Regions from separate parts of the Homo sapiens genome. Here region 1 is linked to region 2. The links are chromatin contacts, found by Hi-C or POLR2A ChIA-PET in ENCODE. All regions are on one chromosome and are shown on one strand. Each heading gives the region's core, a stretch centred on a gene start or an enhancer-like site at or near the end of the contact. The rest is flanking DNA. Distances are from core to core; before and after follow the strand shown.

Region 1 (6,763 bases), core at 165-2,664, 1.4 Mb after region 2:
CTGTGTTTTCACTCTATTTCACTCTATGAAATCTTGCAACTGCAAAACAAAAACAAAACAAAACAAAAAAGAGTGGAAAACTCTTCCATATCATATTTTATTTTATTTATTTATTTGAGACATAGTCTTGCTCTGTCACCCAGGGTGGAATGCAATGGCGCATCTGGGCTCACTGCAACCTCCGCCTCAACCTCCTGAGTAGCTGGGACTACAGGCGCCCGCCACCACACCCGGCTAATTATTGTATTTTTAGTAGAGACGGGCTTTCATCATGTTCGCCAGGCTGGTCTCGAACTCCTGATCTCAGGTGATCCGCTCCCCTCGGCTTCCCAAAGTGCTGGGATTACAGGCGTAAGCCACCATGCCCGGCCCCGTATGATATTTTAAATAACACACTCAACCACGCTCATCTGGGCTCAGGAAGAAGCCGAGTCACAAAGTTATTAGTTTCCCAAGATTCTTGGAATCTCTTATTCGGTACAAATGGAACCAAAAGACGCCAAACCGAAGTATTTTACTGAGTTACACTGAGGCAACGTAAATAAACTCAATCTATTGAATTACACCAAAAACAAAATTGTAATCAATTAAGACAACTTAGGTCTCAAGGCTAAGGCAACACCACCTCGAAATTCTCTCCTGAAAACGCTAAATCTCGGTGTGGCTGTTTAGGAAAGAACATCCTGTGGAAATAAAGTCATGATGTCCTGGACTACAGATCCCTCTCCCATCTGCTCCTTAGCTGTTCTACTAGGAAGAAGAAAATCTATTGCGTAGAGTTGTCATTATCGGCTAAACTCAGTGCTAGCTTTAAATGGATTGTCTTATTCAATCTTGACACTTGGAAATAGGCATCCTCACGTCCCTTTGCAGATGAAGAAACTGAAGTCGAGAGAGGTTTAAAAACTGGCCCAAGGACTCAACACTGTTTCTAATTGACACTCAAATCCTTGCTCGGACCTGAACGCACAAAGTGCCTCGGAGAAGATGTGAAGCGCTGTGTGCAACAGTGAGGAATTCGCTAACCAGCCCTGGACTTCCGTTTCCTCGCCATCAAGAGGTGTCTCGGCGCCAAAGCGATCAGCGCTGCCACCCCCAGCTGGACGTCTGCAGCCAGCGCAGCGGGAGGAGCCCCCTCGGGCACCGGCAGGACCGAGCGGGGGGTTTGGCTGGAGTCCAGCGCCCAGGCCCGACCCCCGCGCCTCAGCCCCCGCAGGCGCGACGATGAGAAACGCCGTGGGAGAAAGAAACAAAGCCCGAACCGTGCGCCTCCGTGACCCAAGGCAAAGGCGGCAGGACTACCAGCCCAAGGCCGCGTTTCCCAGGAAACTGGACCAAACTCAGCTCACCTCCGGCCGGATTCGCGGGCTGGCACCTCCCCTTCACTCTGTGCCTCAGTCGCCATCTTCGTCAGCAAACTTCTTTCACCGCCCCACCTTACGTCCCGCCCCCACATATTTGGATTGGCTAATATGTTTTCACCTCTTCCGTGCGATTGGATGACTCGACCGCCCCTCCTCAACCTGAACCGTTTAATATATTATTGGTCTATTCAAATGACTAACCGTCATTGGTCGTTCCCAGCCCTGGCGGAAAAAGAGGGAGGGGCGGGGAAGAAGACCCAGCCCCGAGGCCTGCCGGGAGTTGTAGTTTCTCATTTTGATGAACCCTTCCGATTCCACAGACCTTTAGGTTCAAGTCAGAAATCACCAGCCTATGCTCAAATTTTGTCCTGATATGTAAATCAGGGAATTATAGAACTGTCAACTTTGAAAGTGACTCATCACTTTCTAAAATGCAAGACTCCGTACCCTATATCTCAGCATCACACAATATACCCAGATAACAAACCAACTCATGTACCCCCTAAATTTAAAATAAAAGTTGAAAATAAATAATTTTTTTTTACAATTTTTTTAATTTTTTTTTTCTGTTGAGACAGGGTTTCACCATGTTGCCCAGGCTGGTCTCGAACCCCTGAGCTCAAGCAATCCTCCTATGTCAGCCTCCCAAAGTGCTGGGATTACAGGCATGAGGCACTGCACCCAGCCATAAATTAATTCATTTAATTTAATGTAATTTAATGCAAGACTCGTTCTCTGTCTTGACCCAGAGATAAATCCCTCAAGTGCAGGCAGGGAGTGGCAACCTAGAAGTACTTGCTTTTAAACGTATAGTTCAAAGCCTTCTTTCTTCAGATACTCAGCATAGCCCTAGCCATAGGTCATTTCTTTCTTCCTTTATTTCTTTCTTTTTTTTTTTTTTTTGAGATAAGGTCTCCCTCTGTCTCCCATGCTGGAGCACAGTACAATATTGCAGCATACCAACACACAGGGCAAATTTTTGTACTTTTTGTAGAGATGGGGTTTCACCCTGTTGGCCAGGCTGGAGTCGGTCATTTCTGCTTCAATACATTCACTCCCTTCCAACTTCCCAGAGAACCCACAGAGTTTGCCTTGTGATATGAACCATGGAACCAAAAGCTGCATGACTTTGTCCCAAACTAAACTTTAATCCTCAATGGTAGGAATAACCATAATTATCCTTGTCCTCCCTGCGGCACACACTTCTCCTAGGGATTAACTGAGGCAACATATGTGAGAACATTGTAAATTTTGAGCATTGTTGTTTTTTGTTTTTCCATATTGTTTTCCTATGCTGGACTTTTCTCGGGAATTTCTGTATTGATCCTTCTGATATCCTGCCACCTGGGGCTCTCCCTGCACTCTGCCTCCTTTTTACTAAACTGTACTGCACATGCTTCACTTTCTGAACTGTCTTAGGGCTTTTGCACATGTTGCTTTTTCTGGCTCGTCCATTTTTCCACTTTTTTGGCTTTCAGGTCGAAGCTTAAATGTCACTGGCTCAAAGATCTTCCATGACCCCCATTGTATAAATCAATTCCCTCAGTAAACTTTCACAAAGAACTCTGTACTATTCTTTCACAGTTCATATCACAACTCACAATTACATAGTCATTTGTGTGACTATTTATTTCATGTGAGGGTTCCCAGCTAGGCTTCCTGCCACAAGTGGGCAGAGACTATATTTATTTTGCTCCCCACAGTTTCTGGCACATAATGGCTGTCCAATAAATATTTTTGAAAAATATAAGCAAGTCCTCAAACTATTATATCCAAATAAAAAATCAAATCATATACTCTAATAGATTTTTTTCAATTGATGAATTAATACTAAAAGTTTGATAAGGGCTAGGCACAGTGGCCTACACCCATAATCCCATCACTTTTGGAGGCTGAGGCAGGAGGATCACCTGGGCCCAGGAGTTCAAGGTTAAAGTGAGCTATGATTGTGCCACTGAACTCCAGGCTGTGCGACAGAATGAGACCCTTTCTCTAAAAAAGAAAATAAAAGTTTGATAAATGTGTCCAAATAAAATTGCATTTAGTTTGATGTTTTTTATGTTTTTTGTTTGAAACAGAGTCTCACTCTGTTGCCTAGGATGGAGTGTAGTGGCATGGTCTCCACTCACTGCAACCTCTGCCTCCCGAGTTCAAGCAATTCTCCAGCCTCAGACACTCAAGTAGCTGGGATTACAGGTGTGTGCCACCACATCTGGCTAATTTTTGTATTTGAGTAGAGATGGGTTTTGCCACGTTGGCCAGACTGGTCTCGAACTCCTGAACTCAAGTGATCTACCCACCTAGGCTTCCCAAAGTGCTGGGACTACAGGTGTGAGCCACCATGCCCAGTCTTATTTAGTTTGATGTTTAACAAATCATGTTTATTGAGCAAATACATGGAAAGAAACATAAAATTTAGCAAACGTATCAGTGAAATTTTTCATTGAACCTCAGACAGCCTTAGAAAATCCAGGCTGGGATCACTTGAGCCCAGGAGATTGAGACTACAGCAAGCCATGTTCATGCCACTGCACTCCACCCTGACAGAGCAAGACCCTGTCTCAAAAAAACAAAAAACAAAAAACAAAAAAAGAAAAAGAAGCCAAGTGTGATGGCTCACGCCTGTAATCCCAGCACTTTGGGAGGTCGAGGCAGGTAGATCACTTGAGGTCAGGAGTTCAAGACCAGCCTGACCAAAATGGTGAAATCCCATCTCTACTAAAAATACAAAAAAATAGCCGGGCATGGTGGCACACACCTGTAATCCCAGCTACTCAGGAGGCTGAGGCAGGAGAATCGCTTGAAACCAGGAAGTGGAGGTTACAGTGAGCCAAGATCATGTGCCACTGCACTCCAGCCTCGGCAACAGAGTGAGACTGTCTCAAAAAGAAAAGAAAAGAGAAAAAAAGGCCAGGCGAGGTGGCTCGCACCTGTAATCTCAGCACTTTGGGAGGCTGAGGCGGGTGGATCACCCGAGGTCAGGAGTTCCAGACTAGCCTGGCAACATGGTGAAACCCTGTCTCTACTAAAAATACAAAAATTAGCCGGGCGTGTTGCCACACACCTATAATCCCAGCTACTCGGGAGGCTGATGGAGGAGAATCACTTGAACCCAGGAGATGGAGGTTGCAGCGAGCCGAGATCGTGCAACTACACTCCAGCCTGGGCAATAGGTTGAGGCTATGTCTCAAAAAAAAAAAAAAAGAAAGAAAGAAAAGAAAATCCAGGTTGTGTTAATTGCTATATATACAAAGCAAGGAACCCAAGGCTCAAATTCTGCCCTTCCCTCAAAATAAGAACTAGTTTTGTTTCTAGCCCCATGACACCCAGCACATGGACTGATGGATTGAATGAAATTGATGCTTTCACAAAAGAAAAACTGTTCAAAACTTTAAAGTATTACCACTGCAACTAGGAGGAACGCCACAAAACTATATTTCTGGTTCATTTTTTTTAATGAAGAATCGCACCTTTTTTTTTTTTTTGAGACAGAGTCTCACTCTGTCACCCAGGCAAGAGTGCAGTGGCATGATCTCGGATCACTGCAACCTCCGCCTCCCAGGTTCAAGCAATTCTCCTGCCTCAGCCTCCCGAGTAGCTGGGACTACAAGCACCCACCACCACACCCGGCTAGTTTTTGTATTTATAGTAGAGACAGGGTTTTGCCATATTGGCCAGTCTGCTCTCGAACTCCTGACCTCAGGTGATCCACCCACCTCGGCCTCCCAAAGTGCTGGGATTACAGGCATGAGCCACCACACCTGGCCAAATCACATGTTTATATAATGTTTGGGAAAATACAGCACAGTAGTTACATGGGCTCTGGAGTTAATAAACCCAAGTTCAAATCCTGGCTCCAGAGCTCCTAGCTATGTGACCCTGGATAAGTTACTTAGCTTTCTGATTCCATTTCCTCTTCTGTAAAATGAGGATAATAAGTCTCACAAGGGTATGGTGAAGAGTAAAATAAGATAATTTCTGAGACTGGGCGCAGTGGCTCATGCCTGTAATCCCAGCACTTTGGGAGGCCGAGGCGGGCGGATCACCTGAGGTCGGGAGTTAGAGACCAGCCTGATTAACATGGAGAAACCCCGTCTCTACTAAAAATACAAAATTAGCCAGGTATGGTGGCACATGCCTGTAATCCCAGCTACTTGGGAGGCGGAGGCAGGAGAATCGCTTGAACCCGTAAGGCAGAGGTTGTGGTGAGCCGAGATCGCGCCATTGCACTCCAGCCTGGGCAACAAGAGCGAAACTCCGTCCCAAAAAAAAAAAAAAAAAAAAAGATAATTTCTGAAAAGCTGCTTAGTAGCACAGTGTCTAGAACATACTAAGATTAGATCAATGTTGGAGACGACATGATGAATATTAAGAATGCTAAACTCGGCCAGGCGCAGTGGCACACGCTGGTAATCTCAGCACTTTGGGAGGCTGAGGCAGGTGGATCATAAGGTCAGGAGTTCAAGACCAGCCTGGCCAACATGGTGAAATCCCTGTCTCTACTAAAGATACAAAAAAATTAGCATGGTGTCACGCGCCTGTAATCCCAGCTACTCAGGAGGCTGAGGCAGGAGAATCACTTGAACCCGGGAGGCAGAGGTTGCAGTGAGCTGAGAATTGCACTCCAACCTGGGCAACAGGGCAAGACTCTGTCTCAAAAAAAAAAAAAAAAAAAAAAAGAATGCTAAAAGAACGCTAAACTTGCTGGGCATGCACCTGTAGTCCCAGCTACTGCTGAGGCGGGAGGATTGCTTGAGCCCAGGAGTTCTGTATTACAATGCACTATGCCTATGGGGTGTCTGCACTAAGTGTGGCATCAATGTGGTGACCTCCCAGGAGTGGGGGCCACCAGGTTGACTAAGGAGGGGTGATACAGCCTAGGTTGGAAGCAGAGTATATCAAAAACCCCATGCTGGCTGGGCACAGTAGCTCACGAGACCAGCCTGACCAACATGGCGAAACCCCGTCTCTACTAAAAATACAAAAAATTAGCCTCCATCGGGAGGCTGAGGCAGGAGAACCGCTTGAACCTGGGAGGCGGAGGTTGCAGTGAGCTGAGATTGCGACACTGCACTCCAGCCTGGCCGACACAGTGAGACTCTGTCTCAAAACAAACAAAAACCGTATGCTGATCAGTAGCACAATTGTGCCTGTGGATAGCCACTGCACTCCAGCCTGGGCAACATAGTAAGACCCTGTCTCTAAAATAAATAAAGAAATAAAAGAATGCTAGACTCCCTTCTCTCCCTTCTCGGATAACACATCTATCTCCATGGCTGTGTGATAAGGACTACACATTACATCACGGTTACAGTTTAATCAGTTACTCTGGAGAGAGAAGTGTTTCTCCTCAAAACCAACTGTTCTGCTGTGACTTCTGATTAAAAGCAAATATCATT
Region 2 (7,160 bases), core at 2,052-4,551:
GCCAGGGGAGGGAGGTGGGGAAAGGGTATACTGAAGATAAAAAGGGAGGGTTAAATGATGAAATAAGGCCCCAGAGGAGACAGAATGAATGGGATCTAGGACATATATTGGATCATCTGTAGATAGAAAAAAAAAAAAGAAATAAATCAAACATACCTCTTCATCTGAGACAGGATATCTGCTGATGTTAAGTTGGCCTGGTGGTCAGTGTCACAGTATTCATGTCTGAGAGTCTCTGTTTCCTCTGAAAAAGCCAAGCCAGCTGCTGAAAGTACAAGGTCAAAAGTAGAGTAGGTTTAAGGAACGATAAAAGTTAGAATAGTAGCTGTGGGTGAGAAAGGAAAAGAATGGCTGAGCTACATTATGGACCATGCCATATCATCATGGCAATAATCTGGTTACATGATTTTCACTAATACAATTACCTTTCTATATGAGGAGAGAAAGCAAATGGCTAGACTAAACTAGAATAGGTATGCTGGACAAAAGTGGAAGAAACACAAAAGGCAAAGAAATTGTGGATACTGATGTGGGTAAATAATAAAACAAGGAGTGTGGGCTAGACAAGGAAGAAAGTCAATGTAGGTAGAGGCTGATGATGACAAAATAGTCATCAAGGGACAGCGTCTTCATGAGATCAGGGATTAAGTATAGAAGAATAAGGCAGAGGAAGAGATGAAAGAAACAGGAAGATGAGAAGAGAATACTAGAGTTCGTGATTGTTAATATGGAACAGTCTTAGATATTATGGTCCTGCAGTCAGTCAGTCATGGCAGTAAGTTAAGGGAATATGGGGTGCTGGACCTGTGATACACATGACTGCTTTAGTCCCCCCAGAACCTTGTAGCAATTGAGTATGAAAGAAAGACTGGCCAGGCACAGTGGCTCATGCCTGTAATCCCAGCACTTTGGGATGCCGAGGCGGGTGGATCACCTGCGGTCAGGAATTCAAGACCAGCCTGGCCAACATGGTGAAATCCGGTCTCTCCTAAAAATACAATTAGCTGGGCGTGGTGGTGCACGCCTGTAGTCCCAGCTACTCGGGAGGCTGAGGCAGGAGAATCGCCTGAACCCGGGAGGCAGAGGTTGCAGTAAGTTGAGATCACACCACTGCACTCCAAACTGGGCTGACAGAGACTCCGTCTCAAAAAAAAAAAAAAAAAAAAGACTTGAGTTGGGTACTAAATTCCTTAATGAACATGAGTGACCAGGCAGCTGGTAAATAACAGTGAGGAGAGGGAAAAGGGCTCATTAGAGAAGGGTTTCTGGTAAGTTTTACAAGGGTGGAATGGAATGGCGTAGCAATGGCCATGAGGAGATGGCGAATACAGATACCAGCTCTGGGTCCTGGGGTGGGATGGAATGGCCTAGCAATGGCCATGAGGAGATGGCGAATACAGATACCACCTCTGGGGGGCGGGGGGCGCGGGCAGGCACGGCTTTCGCTGTGGTGAATTGCTGGGAAAGCAGTGTCTCCAGCAGGCATGGCTTTCGCTGTGGTGAATTGCTGGGAAAGCAGTGTCTTCAGGAGACAGCCAGGTACCCAATATCACAAGGAGGAATGTTTTGTGAACAAGAAGATATAAAGACATAGAGGGGTGAGAACATGTGGTGTTTGGTTTTTTGTCCTTGCGATACTTTGCTGAGAATGATGGTTTCCAGCTTCATCCATGTCCCTACAAATGACATGAACTCATCATTTTTTATGGCTGCATAGTATTTCATATGAGAATTGAACAATGAGAACACCTGGACACAGGAAGGGGAACATCACACACCAGGGCCTGTTGTGGAATGGGGGGAGGGGGAGGGATAGCATTAGGAGATATACCTAATGTAAATGACGAGTTAATGGGTGCAGCACACCAACATGGCACATGTATACATATGTAACAAACCTGCACGTTGTGCGCATGTACCCTGGAACTTAAAGTATGATAAAATATATATATATATAAATTTAAAAAAAGATATAGAGGGGTTTACATATGAGGAGTCTAGAAAAAGAGTTTACAGTTTCCAGAAGAAGGCAGATAGTGAGACGATCAGCAGATGGAGAAGGTGTGGGAATGAGGCTGCGAGAAGGGATAAATTATCTGGGTTGTTACCAAGTATGACAGAGACTATAGACAGGGTGGGATTTACGGTCTCAAATGAAACTGTGCCAAGCTGTCAGAGACACTGGGACTCTATTTTGCTTACTAAGGTTAAACACTAGTATTACTTTTGGTCACCATACTATTAAAAAATAAAGACAATCCTACGAAACTTAGGCAATTAATATCAGAATAAAGAGGTCAATAATGTTTATTCTCTATTAACATGTACATTTAGAAAATAAAAGCAAAGCTTAAAAATGCATGGAAGTCTTACACAAGACGACTGTTGGGGCATAATGCCTGACACAGAACGCAGTTAAACACTGTGGAAAGCCTGAATGAGTGAAAGCATACAAACCACCACCGTGCGGCTCTCTACACTAGCAAGTTTCCGAAGTTCGCCCCAGCCGGTTTCCCTGAACAAGTTCCCAACCGCATCACGTTTAGTTTATCTCGTTATTTTAACTCGGAGCGAGGCAATGGGAAAAAGAAAAACAATGAGAGCCGTACTCTGTTTATTAAGCGATGAATGACGACACATGGGTGAGCGTGTCTGGCATGCCCTATTTAAGACTTTAAACATAGTACATTAGTACGCTAACAGCAAGCTCTGGAAATAAAAGGAACCGCTTGCATATTTAGGGGGCTCTTTTGTAAGCCACAAAGGAAATCACCTGAAGTCAAAGCTCCCCTCTTTTCCTAGCAAGGCAGGGACGACGGCAAAGAGAAAGTAGGTCCCGGGGCGCTGCAACCCGTGCAACTTGCCGGCTGGCGTCCCCCGGCCTCGCGCCTCCACGCCCTGCGCGGGCGACCGCTCTTGCCACAACGGCGCCCCGCAGCGTCCTCCCCGGGGACGCCCGCTCAGCCGGGAGCTCGCGGCCGGTACTCACCCGCTGGGTATACTCTTCTTCTTCACCAGGACGAGAGGGATGAGAGACCCACGCCCCAGGCAACCCCGCTCTCAGGCCTCCTCCAGAACAGACCCCAGGGTACGCTACAACTCACACGCTCACGGGCAGAGGCGAGGGGCGGGGGTGATAGACCCCGGCGGCGAACAGACTTGGCGCACCGAAGATTCCCAAAGGCGCGTGCTCCGCTCCCTCTGGGTCCTGGCAGGCCAGGGGCGGCAGCGCGCATGCTCCTGGGTCGCCGCTACTTGCAGCCCGCGGGCGCCGTAGGGCTGGCGCAGGGTGCGGTGGGGCGGTTGGTGATCATCCTAGCCTGCGGTAGATGGTGCGCCCTGCCTTCCCTGCCCAGACGTAAGAAAAGTGCACTGTCCGTCCAGGTGAATGTCGGGCTGCTGGTGAAGGTTTCTCTGATTCTTCCCTGTCAGACATTCCCGCACTTTTGTGGAGCTCTGCTGCATGGGCAGAACTAGCTGGGCTGGGATAACCGGAGCCGGGGCCGCGCAGGCCGCTGGGACTTGTAGTTCGGGGGCCTGGCCGACCGGTTTGTTAGCCAATTTGGGAATGAGTAGAATTGAAAATCACTCGAGAGCAGTGTTTGATTTGCAAGAAATACGGGTCGGCATATTATTAATTCAGTGCCTACTGTGTGTGCTGAACACCTTGCCTTAGTCCTGATCTTCACATTAGGATAAGCAGGAAGATGAACTTGGAAGGTAGAATGTAATGAACAAAAATTCGCATTATGAACTACAAATGCTGTTGGAGATCAAGAGACAGAGTTAGAAAAAACTTCCTGAAAGACGTGGAGTTTGAATCAGCCTTAGAAACACGGAATGCTATCCATTTGCGGGGAAGTTGTAAAAATTAAAGGTTGGAGATGCCAGGGAGAATAAACAAGAACTCCATCCAGCTATAGTTGAGGGGTTATGTTGGAGAGTGGTCAATGTTGGAGAGTGGTCACTGCGGCTTAGATGGGGAAGTGATGTGAGAGTTTTTTGGCTTCACTTTCAGAAAGGGCCTCCTGGTTGACTTTCTCTCTAATTGAGGCTATAAGTATAGACACAGAGATACATCTTCAGGTTTGAATAAAAAACATTACAGTACTTGTTTAGAGCTTCTGGGCCTCCTGGCCAGTGGTTGCTCTAAGAATTAATACATTTTTATAAATCTTGTAATTCACCTTTGAGTAGCAAAACTACGTTGCATGGTGTGTGTTAGATGTAAATTTTCAAAATATAATATGATAGTTTTTGTAACCTGTTTCCACATTAGTTTTCATGTACCAGAAGTCCCAAGATAGAGAAGTGGGCCCAAATCTTTCTTGATCTACAGGAGCAGGACATGATGACTTGGGAACTGGTCCTCAGAGCAGTGGGTGATTTAGTTTTGTTGCCTTTCGAAGACTTAAATAAATTCACAGATCAGAAAATCTTTTGTCACGCCGTTTGTTCCTAAGTTTTGATTTTGGAAAACAAGATAACAGTTAAGTTAATTTTTAAACTTGCCAGTTAATGCAATACATGGAAGTCATAATGTTTTTTGTAGAACACTGTGAAATACTGCTATATTCCTCTTAACTAAGTAAAGAATTGTTAAGTTAAATTCCACTTCTTCCATATCCTAATAACAATAAAGGGTAGCTGGTGCTATATATTTAATAGATTATTTTTACAAAATGCTATTGTTGCCTTAATTACATCATAACTGTGAATGAGACCTTAATTCTGGACATAGCATCCTAATTCAAATTAAGTCTGGAAGGCATCATTTAGGAAACATTGCTATAAGAGAGTTCAGAAAGGTGTCATCATACTATGTGACAATAGATGAACTGAGATAAAGATAAAATTGGATTTTGGTCTGAATTCAGATCTGCTAAGGAAGGAAAGTGCATTAATACATTTAGAAATATTTCTAACAAGAGCCAGGGGAAGATTAAAGGGAACCAATTTTCTGATTGGATCACAATTAAAGATATGTTACTATATACTAAGATATGCATTGTGTAACCATTTCCACATGCTAGAGGTTTTTCTGTGGTTTTATTTTGCTAGCACTCCTGAAACCAAATGGCCTGTGACAGAAGTAACCAAGGTGACTGAAAATTGTGCCAAAAAGAAGTCTGTGCTGATTCAGGGATCCACATAGTCTTGTGCCCGCAGAATTGATTTAGAAATTTGTTTAGGCAAAGCGCAGTGGCTCATGCCTATAATTCCAATGCTTTGAGAGGCTGAGGCAGGAGGATTGCTTGAGGCCAAGAGTTTGAGACCAGCCTGAGCAACACAGCGAGACCCTGTCTGTACCTAATAATAACAATAATAATAATTAGCCGAGCCTTAGAGACACATGCCTGTAGTCCTAGCTACTCAAGAGGTGGAAGCAGGTGGATCACTTGAGCCCAGGAGTTCAAGGCTGTAATGAGCTGTCATCATGCCACTGCACTTCAGCCTGGGTGAAAGAGTGAGACCCTGTCTCTAAAAAACAAACAGATAAACAAAAACTTGTGTGGCATTCTAGTTTCTACAAATGTCTGGGGAATTGCATGAACTTGCATTTAACCGTCATGTTGAATGATACTCTTGTATTAGGCCATTCTTGCGTTGCAATAGAAGAATACTGGGTAATTTATAAAGAAAAGAGTTTTAATTGGCTCACAGTTCTGCAGGCTATATAAGCATGGCTCTAACATCTGCTTCTGGTGAGGGCATCAGGGAGCTTACAATCATGGTGGAAGGGAAGGGGAGCCAGCATGTCACATGGCAAGAGAGGAAATAAAGGAAGGAGGGGGGAGGTCCTAGACAGACTCTTTTAAACAACTAGATCTCATGTGAACTAACTGAGCAAGAACTCATCATGAAGGGGATGGTGCTAAGCCAACCATGAGGTATCCACCCCCACAATCCAATCACTTCCCACCTGGCCACATGTCCATTATTGGGAATCACATTTCAACATGAGATTTGGAGGAGACAAACATCCAAATAGATCTCTAGTATCTATTAGTAGCCTTTTAATCAATTTCCCTGCCTCCATAGAATATCTATATTTAATCATTGCCTCTTGGCCTTTTGGCTAAGATCAAATGTATATTTAATCAGATCCTTTTTTTTCTTACTGCAAAGTTTTATACTTTTGGGGGGAAGGGAATTCATACATATTTTAATTAAAATAATTCCTTAGTATCTTGAAGTTTTTTTCAGTACCCTTTTTGTGAAAGTGATTTTTTTCTAGTACATTAGCATGTAGGGAAGATACTGACTTTTACATATATTCTCTTGTATTCTGCCAATTCCAATTTTCTAATTATGTCTAAACTTTATTTAGTCTTTTGGGTTTTTCATGTATAAAAACCTATCATCTACAAACAATGATAATTTTGTTTTCCTCTTCCAAGAGTTACACCTCTTACTTCCTTCTTTTGCACATCTTATTGCATTAACCGGGATTTCTATTAAATACTGAAGGTGACCAAATACAAATATGAAATAGTAAAAGTGATAGTATATCTGTTTTGTTTCTTGTTAAATTAAAAAATTTAAAAAGCATACTTTTAACCTCAAGTATCACAAGTCAGTTTTCTTATGATATGTCATTCTCAATAATATTTCTTATTTATTTAGAAAGTTGAAATAAAAGGACCATCATGAAAAAATCTCAAAGAGAAGATATTTTTAAAAAGGTAAGGTATTAATGGAGTTTATAATATTTTGATTATTCCAAATAGCCCTGTTGTAAATGGGGGATAATCCTGATAAATGTGATACATTTGTTTCTATATACAAATCATAAATTCATATGTAAAAAAAGAAACAATAGGAGAGTTTAGGGATGAATTGTATTCTTATTTGGTCTGTAAGTTATTTAATAAGATGAATTATTTATGTATGTATTTATTTAATCTCTTACTTCAATATCTATTTGTTTATATGTTCTCTCACCTAGCCAACAAGCCATTCCCTGCTTTGTTAAAAAAGATGTTTGTCAGTGAGTTAAATCTATATAGGAGCAATATTTACATGTCTCTTAGAGTAACTGCAATTAAGATTCACATTTTATCCCTACCTTCTAGATGGAAATGAGAACTTATGAAAAAGTATACAGGATTCTGGGAATGGTGGGCAAGATATTTGGGAACTAATAAGGGAGACCCTCT

What was found. A loop is a pair of places that touch in the nucleus more often than their neighbours do. ChIA-PET counts read pairs that join two places held with the same protein, here RNA polymerase II (POLR2A). Pooled maps may share reads with other maps.
Region 1: a pooled map shows a loop between it and region 2 (12-fold over the local background). The contact joins the promoter of ARHGAP19 here to the promoter of CC2D2B in region 2. A Hi-C loop is called at or near these places in 1 of 37 single-sample maps with no recorded cell type and 8 of 50 pooled maps. POLR2A ChIA-PET finds 5 or more read pairs at or near these places in 1 of 52 experiments (BJ).

What each region holds. Positions count from the first base shown.
Region 1 is chr10:97,291,223-97,297,985 of GRCh38, forward strand. ARHGAP19 (Rho GTPase activating protein 19) reads right to left here and starts at 1,415. Exons shown (of 12, transcript NM_032900.6): 1 at 1,350-1,415. The coding sequence starts at 1,405. It overlaps ARHGAP19-SLIT1 (ARHGAP19-SLIT1 readthrough (NMD candidate)), which reads right to left and starts at 1,451. Exons shown (of 15, transcript NR_037909.1): 1 at 1,350-1,451. RefSeq lists enhancers at 227-985, 986-1,742 and a silencer at 1,087-1,136.
Region 2 is chr10:95,904,674-95,911,833 of GRCh38, forward strand. It overlaps CC2D2B (coiled-coil and C2 domain containing 2B), which reads left to right and starts at 3,302. Exons shown (of 35, transcript NM_001349008.3): 1 at 3,302-3,384; 2 at 6,628-6,686. The coding sequence starts at 6,651. The region is part of intron 2 of ENTPD1-AS1 (ENTPD1 antisense RNA 1); the gene reads right to left. RefSeq lists enhancers at 3,329-3,518, 3,559-3,618.